2 separate regions of the Homo sapiens genome follow, and region 2 is linked to region 1. A link is a loop called in an ENCODE intact Hi-C map of the cell type or tissue named here. Cell type or tissue: mesothelial cell of epicardium. All regions are shown on one strand. Each heading gives the region's core, and the rest is flanking DNA. Links, peaks and the distances in the headings are about the cores only. Region 1 overlaps JUN-DT (JUN divergent transcript). Region 2 has its middle 19 kb from the start of HSD52.

What was found. Hi-C counts contacts between places; a loop is a spot of excess contacts. Peaks named below come from ENCODE experiments on the same cell type or tissue, not always from the same donor. Only the 100,000 strongest peaks of a DNase experiment are listed, where the experiment ranks them.
Region 2: a loop joins it to region 1, with 8 times the contacts of the local background. A loop is called at or near these places in 3 of 110 quality-filtered maps.

Annotation. Positions count from the first base shown.
Region 1 is chr1:58,807,109-58,812,494 of GRCh38, reverse strand. The region is part of intron 1 of JUN-DT (JUN divergent transcript); the gene reads right to left. Among named protein-coding and RNA genes, the nearest start is that of JUN-DT, 25 kb to the right of the region's middle. In mesothelial cell of epicardium, for the core only: no CTCF peak of the experiment used is centred there; a DNase peak (open chromatin) is centred at 3,014.
Region 2 is chr1:59,162,661-59,168,046 of GRCh38, reverse strand. No RefSeq gene overlaps it. Among named protein-coding and RNA genes, the nearest start is that of HSD52, 19 kb to the right of the region's middle. In mesothelial cell of epicardium, for the core only: no CTCF peak of the experiment used is centred there; no DNase peak of the experiment used is centred there.

The sequences.
Region 1 (5,386 bases), core at 119-5,118:
GGCCCCTGCTACATACCATGCTCTATACATACTATTCTGTGTTGTATCTGTTTAATAGTGTCCCACTAGGTAATGAGCTCCTTAGGGTCAGGAACTATGTCCTCTTCCTGTGTCCTCAGCACTAAGCATATTATGACTCCTAATAGGCATTCAATAAATGTTTAATAGATGGATGAGAAGAGGTTGAGCATAAAAATTATCCCCATTTAACAGAAGAGAAAACCAATCCCAAAGAGGGGGGAAAATGCCTGTCTAAGCTGGTTAATGAATGAGTTACGCCTCTGTAAATCCGCTCAGCATTGTTTCACTATTTCATTTATAATGAAGATCATGCAAACTTGTAAGTTCTGATCTAAATTGTTCTTATCACTATCTTTCAACATTGCACAGAAATAGGACCTGGGTCCTAATAATGTAATAATTATAAATACTGATTATCAGGTCTATAGTTAGTCCTGGGTCCTGATTTTAGGTGTCCAAGACACATTATACCTCATGACATCTTTCAGATGCCACCACTGTGATGTCTCTTCAACAGATGAGAAAGCTGATTCAGAGAGATTAAGTGATTTACCCAAGGATCCACAGCCTTCAAACCCAAGTACTCTCCAACTCCTAAGCCCAGGTTCTTTCCACCTCCCCATCCAGCCTCCTGACATGGCTTGGAGCCAACTCTTTTGTGACCTCACATCCCATCTAGGCCTCAGTTACCCCTCTGACAGGATACAGATGAGACCCCACAATCTCTATGGGTCCTCTGGGCTTAGCCCAAATGTCATACAAACACTGGCATTTTTCCCTGGCCACTTTTCCCTTCCCCCCTTCAGTTCCAGCATCTGCATGGGCTCCACCTCTGGGGAAAAGACCTGGCAAGTGAAGCCATCGTTGTTCCCAGTAAGTGGCCACCTTGAGAACCAGGCAGGTAGGGGCAGATCCTCCCATCCACAGGTGTCTCAACAAACAAACTATTTAGCAATTACATACACCCTTTGCCAGAGCTCCCACAGTCTTTCTGGACTCCAAAGAACTGCTCCTAACTCTAGGGTTACTGCAAGAGCTTCCTTCAGGTGCTTGTATTGATTTATTCATTTAACAAATATTTGAGCACCTATTACATTCCTGACATTGTTCTTTTAACTAACGACATTCCCCTTGGAGCCCTGGAACTTCTTCAACTATCTGAGATGAGGAAGTTCTTCCAAACAGTCTTATACTAGACTAGAAGTTCCATGAGGGCAGGGGCTACGTCTGTTTTGTTTGTTATTCTATCCATTACCTAGCACTGTGGCTGACATGTGGTAGGTCCTCATTAAACATTTGTTAAATGACTGAACAGGTAACTATTAAATGATCCATTTATCTCCTAAAAGTTGCATCTAATCCTCTACTTTGAGAAAACAGTCATGGCATTATGGCATTTAGAATCAAAAGTGACCATTGAGGGAAAAAAAAAAAAAAGAAAGAAAGCTACCCTCATTCCCCCATTTTATAGAAAGGAAGCCCCGGAAAGAAGAGATACTGAGTTCAGGGCAGAGTCTGGAGTACACCTCAGGCCTCTTGACTTTGGCCTAAGCACCTTCTCTGAGTTCGGACATCACTCCAAAACCCTAAACATATTCTCATCTCATTCTCACAGCAGCCGTCTGGGGCAGGGGAAGAGGAAGGGAAGCATTCCCTTTGCCAAATGGCAGAAGGGAAAATTGAGACTCAGAGATGTGAAGTGGAGTGGCTTCCCAACCCCAGGTCACACAACCAAGCATCTCAGGATTTCTCCTCGTTAACAAATGCCCATTCCACCCATCTCCCTCCCCACTGCTCGCTGCTTTCACAAGCCTTAAAAGAGATGTGAAAGGACAAGCCCTAGAATTGCAAAGACCTTTCTCTTTGTTATTCATTCCACTTCTGGGAGGTTTGGTTAATCTATCCGCCCAGTGCAAAAAATGAGGTCCATCCAGACACTCATAATTGCTATATATTCTTGAAGGGGGCTGGTGGCCCAAACACTTATCTCCAAAGCCAAATGTTCTCCAGTGACACCAAGAACATCTTTTCCCTTCTATGATGGCACTAGGTGAGCAGGGACCAGGGGTCTTTGGGAGACTATTAGGCCTATCTCAAACCTCAGAGGGCCCTCTAGACTCCATACACACCAGGTCTCTCTGACTACAGGCTCATCCAGGCCACAGGTCCCTGCCTTCCTTATCATGGCTGGTGCCACCTCAGCAGCCTTATACTATAGTGATGGGTATGGGGGAGTGAGAGATATCTTGAAAGAGGCCAGGTACCTTAGGAAAAGAAGAAGAAAAAGGGCCAAACGAAAGCAAGAGTAGCAATTGTACCCTCCGGACAATGACACATGAGTAACCTGGAGTGGAGATTTTTACCTCTGGGGCAAAGAATCTTAGTTACTCAGGAATGAAAAGATAATGCCTTTCTTTTTCTAAAAGAGGAGAGGAAGGATCAGTATGCTGTCATCCTATTTCATGATTAGAGATAATTTACAACTATATTAAAAGACAGAATGTCCCACCAATAACTTTAAAATGCCAGTGTGACTTGCTGTTGAACAGCACAGGGCAGGAACCCCAGTGCTGCTCCACACCAGCTGAAGAATCTTGAACAAATCGCCTGAACTTCCTGAATCTGTCTCCTGGGCTGAACAGTGGCACTAATGGGCAAGGGTTTGTGAGAATTAAATGATGTCACATATGTAAAGCACCAAGCACCATGCCTGGCACACAGGAGGTGCTAAACAAATATTGCTTTTTCTTTTTTTTCAAGAATTGGGAATGAATTATGCTTTGGAAATCAAATAGTCATGGAAAAACCTAGGGGCCCCCCAGTAAAGTAAAGTTTCACCAGGGCTTAACAGACCCATTTCCCAATAGTTTGTTCAAGGACAAGCCCTCACACCGTGTGACTAGCCTCCCACACACTGGGTTTGTATGCTTCCTTTCCTGTTCTCCTTGAGCCAGGCCTCACCAGCAAAAATGCATCTAGCCACTCAAAACGCCCTCATTACAACTCACCCAGCAGGATTCCCACATGCCTGTTGGCATGTGCACACATATACTAAAAATGCATGCAATGTGATGCAGCCCGATAAAGCGCGTGGCTCCCTTCCACATACGTTCAACGAACGGTATAGCAGAGTGGAAAGAGCAGGATTTGTGGGACTGGATGGGTGTGGGTTCAAAGCTATTTCCTTCTTTTAACAGTGGTGTGATCTTGAGCAAATCTGTAAATCTTGGTCCCCTTCCTCCAAAAGATGGTAATTATAATACTTAGCTTTTAGTGTTGTTCTGAGGATCAAATAAAACAATGTGTATAAAATAATGGTCTGATATGCTATAGGTGCTTAAATATATTTATTGCATAAAATGCCAAGAATTTGAAATGAGAGGAGAGAAGGGAGAGCCTAGCACTGAGCTCACCTTCTGTAGGTGTTTTACCCAGTGAAGTGGTCTCTTCTGTTTCCAGCCTCCTTTGGGGCTATTTGCCTCTGACACTAAGACTTTGACCTTAGCTGGTCTTGCTCTGCTATTAGGCTGTTTTTTGTTTTTTGTTTTTTTTTTTTTTTTGAGACGTAGTCTCACTCTCTTGCCCAGGCTGGAGTGCAGTGGCCAGATCTCGGCTCACTGCAAGCTCTGCCTCCCAGGTTCACGCAATTCTCCTGCCTCAGCCTCCCGAGTAGCTGGGACTACAGGTGCCTGCCACCATGCCTGGCTAACTTTTTTTTGTATTTTTAGTAGAGAGGGGGTTTCACCGTGTTAGCCAGGATGGTCTTGATCTCCTGACCTCGTGATCCGCCCGCCTCGGCCTCTCAAAGTGCTGGGATTACAGGCGTGAGCCACCGCGCTCGGCCTAGGCTGTTTTCATTTTGCCTCAACAGACTTGACATCACACTGAAAGTGAAGGGCATGTTTCCCATCTACATCCCCCCACCTCCATCCCAAATGCCTAGTGCACAGCTGGGGACAGCAGGGACCCTCAAGGAAGACGAAGGGACTTCTTTTCACCTCGAAGCTCTTTTCATGCCCTCATTCCCGCCCTCCTTCCCCTGCCTCTTTGGGCCTGGTTGGGTAAGATGGCCAGCAATGAGCAGGAAGAGTAGGGACAGAGAAGGGTATAGGAGAGCCACTCCAGATGTGGCTGGCATTTTGAAATGGAAAACAAAACCAAAAAAAAAAAAGCATTACAAAAAGAGAAACTCCCTCCCCTCCTTCCCTCCTCATTCATCTGTCAAAATGTCATATAAAGAAGGAAGAAGATAAAGTGAAGCAGTCTATATCTGAGACAGATTGGAATTTTAGAATTATATGGGCAACTATTTTGCATAATGCAGAGAGCTTTTTACCAGCTTTGTCCTATTTTACCTGCACACCATCTTAGTGAAGAAGACATAGCTAGTCCACTCTCAGTAGTGAAACTGAGGATAAGGAAAGTGTAGCCATTTGCCTGAGATCATACAAAAAGGAAATACCAGATATAGAGCTCAAAACTGAGCCTTTCTACCCTAGATCCCATATTCTTTCTGTTATGAAAGCCATTTCTCCACAGGACAAAGAAGAGAAATTCCAAATGATTAGGCCATCTCTCCTCTATTCTGCCTGTACTCTGACAACCTATACATCTGGAAAACCTAAGCAGTATATACACAGGGCTATTCACTTTGTAATCATTCATCAAAATGCACCTCTTATGACTTGTATGCATTTCTGTATATATGTTATGCTTCTTTTTTTAAAAAAAGGATCAAATAAAATTCTATTAGAAAATCACTTTTCTCAAAAGACCTTCTCCAATTTTTATTTTTAACATACAGATCTAGTCATGTCACTCCCCTCCCTACAGTCTTTCTATGGCTCTCCATAGCTTTCTGTGGTTTTCAGCATCCCATTCAATCTGATCCCTTGTGCACCTCTCCAGCCCCCTACATAGTGCAGAACCTATACAGGCCAGCCTGTCTTTCCTCCATTCCTTCTTCCTAGAACCATTCCCGCTTGGGCCTGGCCAGCTCCTACTCCCTCAACCTTTAGGCCTTGGAAGGGATAATACTTCCTGCAGAAAGCCCTCTCTGAACACCAGCCCCGAGGTTGTAACTCAGACCTGCTAATGCCCATCGCATCAGGGGTCTACTTCTACCACAGCTCCTACCATGCTCAACAATAAATGTCCATTTCTCTGTTCATTGAAGCAGTCTGTGAACTCCTTGAAGGCAGAGACTGTGCTTCCTCATTTCTATCTCCAGCACCCAGCATAGCAGGGGCTCAGTGAATATTTCTGGATCAAAAAATTAATGGATCAACCCCCTACTAACCACCTTCAAATAAGATTTGTCTTACAAACTCTACTTGAAACTTTTTTTGTTCATCTGTGTGTGCTC
Region 2 (5,386 bases), core at 328-5,327, 360 kb before region 1:
CATAACTTGTAAATATTTTCTCAATTCTATGGGTTGTCTTTTCTCTTTCTTGATGGTGTTCTTTGAAGCACAAAAGTTTTTAATTCTGAAGAATTCCAAGTTATCTGTTTTTTCTTTTGTTGCTCGTATTTGTAGTGTCATATCTAACACATACTTGCCTAATACAAAATCACAAATATTTATGCCTTTGATTTTTAAGAAAAGTTTTATAGTTTTAGCTCTTACATTTAGTTCTTGATGAATTTTGAGTTAATTTTTGTACATGGTATGAGGTAAGGGTCCCACCTCATTCTTTTGAATGGGCACATCCGGTTGTCCCAGCACCATCTGTTGAAAAGAATATTATTTTAAATGATTGAATTTTCTTGACTCTCTTATTGAAAACTCAATTGACTTTTGCTGCAATTCCTTTTGGCATCTTCCTCATGAAATCTTTTCCTGTTCCTATGTCCAGAATGGTATTGCCTAGGTTTTTTTTTTCCAGAGGTTTAATAGATTTGGGTTTTACATTTAAGTTTGTAATTCATCTTGAGTTAATTTTTGTATATGGTGTAAGGAAGGGATCCAGTTTTAATATTCTGCATATGGCTAGCCAGTTATCCCAGTACCATTTACTGAACAGGGAATCCTTTCCCCATTGCTTGTTTTTGTCAGGTTAGTTGAAGATCAGATAGTTGCAGGTGTGCAGCCTTACTTCTGGATTCTCTATTCAGTTCCATTGGTCTATGTGTCTGTTACTGTACTAGTGCCATGCTGTTTTGGTTACTGTGGCCCTGTAGCATAGTTTGAAGTTAGGTAGTGTGATGCCTCCAGATTTGTTATTTTTGCTTAGAATTGCCCTGGCTATTCAAGCTCTTTTTTGGTTCCATATGAATTTTAAAATAGGCTTTTTTTTGTTGTGTGAAGAATGCCAATAGTAGTTCAATAGGGATAATATTGAATCTATAAATTGCTTTGGGCAGCATGGCCATTTTAACGATATTGATTCTTCCTATCCATGAACATGGAATGATTTTCCATTTGTTTATTTCATCTCTGATTTCTTTGAGCAGTGTTTTGTAGTTCTCCTTGTAGAGATCTTTCACCTCCTTGGTTAGCTGTATTCCTAGGTATTTTATTCTTTTTGTGGCAATTGTGAATGGGATTGTGTTCAAAAGCAAAAAATGAAAAATGGGATCTAATTAAACTAAAGAGCTTCTGCACAACAAAAGAAACTATTAACAGAATGAGCAGACAACCTACAGAATGGGAAAAAACTTTTTCAAACTATGTATCTGACAAAGGTCTAATCACCCAGCATCTATAAGGAACTTAAAAAAATTTACAAGAAAAAACCCAAACAACTTCATTAAAAAGTGAGCAAAGGACATGAACAGACGCTTTTCAAAAGAAGACACACACACAGGCAACAATCATATGAAAAAATGCTCAACATCACTGATCATTAGAGAAATGCAAATCCAAACCACAGTGAGATATCACCTCACACCAATCAGAATGGCTTTTACTTAAAAGTCAAAAAATAACAGATGCTGGCAAGTTGCAGAGAAAAAGGAATGCTTATACACTGTTGGTGGGAGTGTCAATTAGTTCTACCATTGTGAAAGACAGTGTGGCAATTCCTCAAAAACCTGAAAACAGAAATACCATTGGACCCAGCAATCCCATTACTGGGTATACGCCCCAAGGAATATACATTTTTTATTTTAAAGAAACATGCATTCGTATGTTCATTGCAGCACTATTCACAATAGCAAATACATGGAATCAACCTAAATGACCATCAATGACAGATTGGATAAAGAAAATGTAGTACATATACACCATGGAATACTATGCAGCCATAAAAAAGAATGAGATCATGTCCTTTGCAGGAACATGGATGGAGCTGGAGGCCATTATCCTTAGCAAATTAAAATTTGAACAGAAAACCAAATGCTACATGTTCTCACTTATAAGTGGAGCTAAAGATAAGAACACATGGACACATAGAGGGGAACAATATACACTAGAGCCTATCGGAGGGTAGAGGGTGGGAGGAAGGAAAGGATCAGGAGAAATAACTAGTTTAATACCTGGGTGATGAAATAATCTGTACAACAAACCCCCATGACACACGTTTCTGTGTAACACATCTGTACATGTACCTCTGAAGTTAAAAAAGAAGTTAAATTAAAAAAACAAAACAAAACAGAAGGAAAATCAATTGTCTATCTCCACCAATTACTTTGAAGCAAATCCCAAACATCATGTCAATTCACCTGTAAATACATCAGTAGATATCTCTTAAGATTCAATGCTTTTGCACTGTATTTATCTAATCCCTGATCCTCACAACAACCATCAAGATACCAGTGTTCACATTTAACAGAAAAGGATACTGAGGCTTGGAAGTGCTGGGTAACTTGTCTAAGATTATGCAGCTACTGAAGAGACAGAGCTAGATCCAAAGGCTATGCCCTTCCTATGACACCGTCATCCAATGCAGCCAAAACACAGTGAAATATAGTAATAGCAAGGGCAGCATGACTCAGGCAACCCTTGTCTTCAGTTCCTTAAAGGTATCATTTAACTCGTTTACTTTCTTCACTGGCATCATCACCATTTTTATTTGCCCTTCATCTAGTATCCTATTCATCAGGAGGCAGAAAGACAGCTCTCTAGAAATCTGTAAATTACCTCTGCAGAACACAGAGAAAAAAATGTGAGCTAGAAAAATCAAAACCTTGGGGCAAAAGTCTGTGAATTTGTATCAATCTCAGAGGTGATACTCTTCATTCTGAAGTGAGGAATGGGTTGAATAATCTTAATTTTCAAATAGAATTTGAAATTTTGCTTACTAGAAGGAAGACTTGAATTACCAAATATTAGAATTGAAAGACATCTTCAGTAGTTTGACAGAATTTTATTTCACACATGTCCATTGGCTTTTCAAAGGTAATACCATGAGTTAGTGGTGGAAACGGGAGTCAAGGGCAGGTGCTCTGATTCCTCTATTAGGGAACCTCAGATGTTTGGGGGTGTAGAGCTTACTGGGCATGAAGTGGCAGATGAGCTGCCCTCACCCCGTAAAGGATAATCTTATGAGACTCTAAATAAATTGCAGGAATTCAGAAAAGGGAGAAAAATCACTGATGATTGGGATTTTTCTGAACCTGCCCATGAGGCACAGTAATTTTCAAAGATCTATAAGGTAACAATCAATTCATCTTCTGAGTCAGAGGTAAGATATATAATCCAGGAATTGGAGAACATCAGGCAGATTCTGTCATCTTTCCAATAAGGCAAAGAAAGAGTTGGGCTCAGACCCAATTTCAATGTACTGCCTAGGACACTTCAGAAATACTGTAGAGAGACCGTGGGTTTGAAATAACTGAGGTGAAGAAGAGAGGTATAGCCTACGCAAGAATGATTTAGGAGCTACACCAGAAGCCAGATTCCCACCAAGGAGGGCAGTGTAGAGGAGGGGACATCAAATAATGACATCACCTTTTGGACACTTTAGTGTCTTCCACCCAGCCCCTTTCTATACCTCAAGCAGCAGGTGCTTCTGGGAAAGGTCCTAATGGCACTTAGTGTAGGTGTTGTAGCAAGGCTTCAGGATCAGCTAGACCAATGTTCACATCCTAATTCCTTTACTATCTAGCTATGTGATCGTAGGCAAGTCATTTCACCTCTCCGAGCCTCAGTTTCTTCCTCTGTTCAAAGGAGAATGTTGTGAGGATTAACTGAGACAATAGTATAAAGCACGCAGCACAGCTCCAGGCACATAGCAGATGTTTCACTTGAGATTTTTTTTCTGTCCCCACTCCTTAGTCTTTAACAGCTTAGTGTGAGTTTTGGTCTTCATGTCCCTTAAGACCTATATCTTTCAGGATAGAATTAGGTATTTCATTCTCCTATTGAGAGATTTTAGACCTAAAGGGGCAGCCCTGCTGAGGAACCTGAGGCCAGAGTACTCAGGGCAGAGTCAATGTCTGGACTCTCCATTCAATGCTTCCTCCTGGGCGTCACTGTGGTGTGCCTGGGATGCTGGTTGCCATGACCACCTAATTATTTCCTCTAGGTCTGACCACCATGACAAAGTGAAATACTTAAACACTTGCCAAACTCCCAGCCAAACAAGCAGCAGCTGTCCAATTTGAAAAAACATCATTCCTGAACAATAATGTTTGGTTTCCCATCAATCATGTGGACTCATCCACAGAAATGGCTGTAGGGAGAGGCAGCTGTGGGGAAGCCAAGAATAGGAGCCGGAGAACAGAATGGAGCCAGGCTTATGTTCTGTGTCTCCCGTGGATGAACCATGCAGGAGTCACTCTTTGCCCACATGACATACTGATTAATTTATGGAGCCACTAAGTATGTTCGATTGGTCTTAGGACAAGCTCTGACAACTATCCAGTAACAGTGGAGGGCAGAGAGAATGGCTTTTTGAGTCAGACATCGGTGTCAATACCACTTTTGCCTCTGACTTGCTGGGTGACTTTGCCAAATTCACTTCTCTGAGGTTTAGTTTGCTCATATAAAATGAAGGTAGGAATGCCTGCCCCATGAAGTTGTTGTGGGATTAAAGCAAAAAGCTTTAAGGATTTGGACAGCTTGGACCTAGTAAGCCCTTGAAGAATGCTAGCTATAAATTTATTTTTGAATCACAACACAGTCTAATATACCTACTCTTCCACAGTGTATCAAGATTAATGACTAATTTTGAGAAGTACCGAATCCCATCCTAACAAATGGTCTCTTACAAATTATTTAGTACAACATTATTCTTTTATGGAGGAAATGATTGTGATCCAGAAAGGCTCAGACATTTGCCTGAGATCACACAGCTAGTTAATGGCAGGGCTAGGGTTAGAATGCCAGGTTCCTAACATCCAACCTAATACTTTTCCCAGCATCCTTCAAAGTTTAGAAAAGAGAAGGAGGGAAGAGAATTAGCATTTACTGGGGAGCATTTATTATTCATAAATCTTCCTCATAAATGTTGTTATTTAATCATTATAGCAACAATAGAATGTAAGTGATTTTATCCTTATTTTAAAATGAACAAACTAGAATTTAAGCTGTAAAGAGCAAGAACTGTGTCCTTCTTTTTTTTTTTTCTTTTCTGTATCCTTAGCAGGCAGAACAGTGCCTGGCATGTAGTAGGTGCCCAGTAAGTATTTTTGAATAAGTCAGATAGCTAATAAATGTTAGAGCCAGGACTTGAAATCTGCCTGACTATAAAGCCCATGATTTTATTGAACTGGCCTTGAACTAGGATGTAGAAAGGAAGAAAGAAGAAAAGGCTCAAACGACTTTGAGAAAGGTTTTAATGTAGGTGGGTTTCAATGTATTGAACTAGGCACATTTCTAGAAATTATTTCATTTATTTTTCACA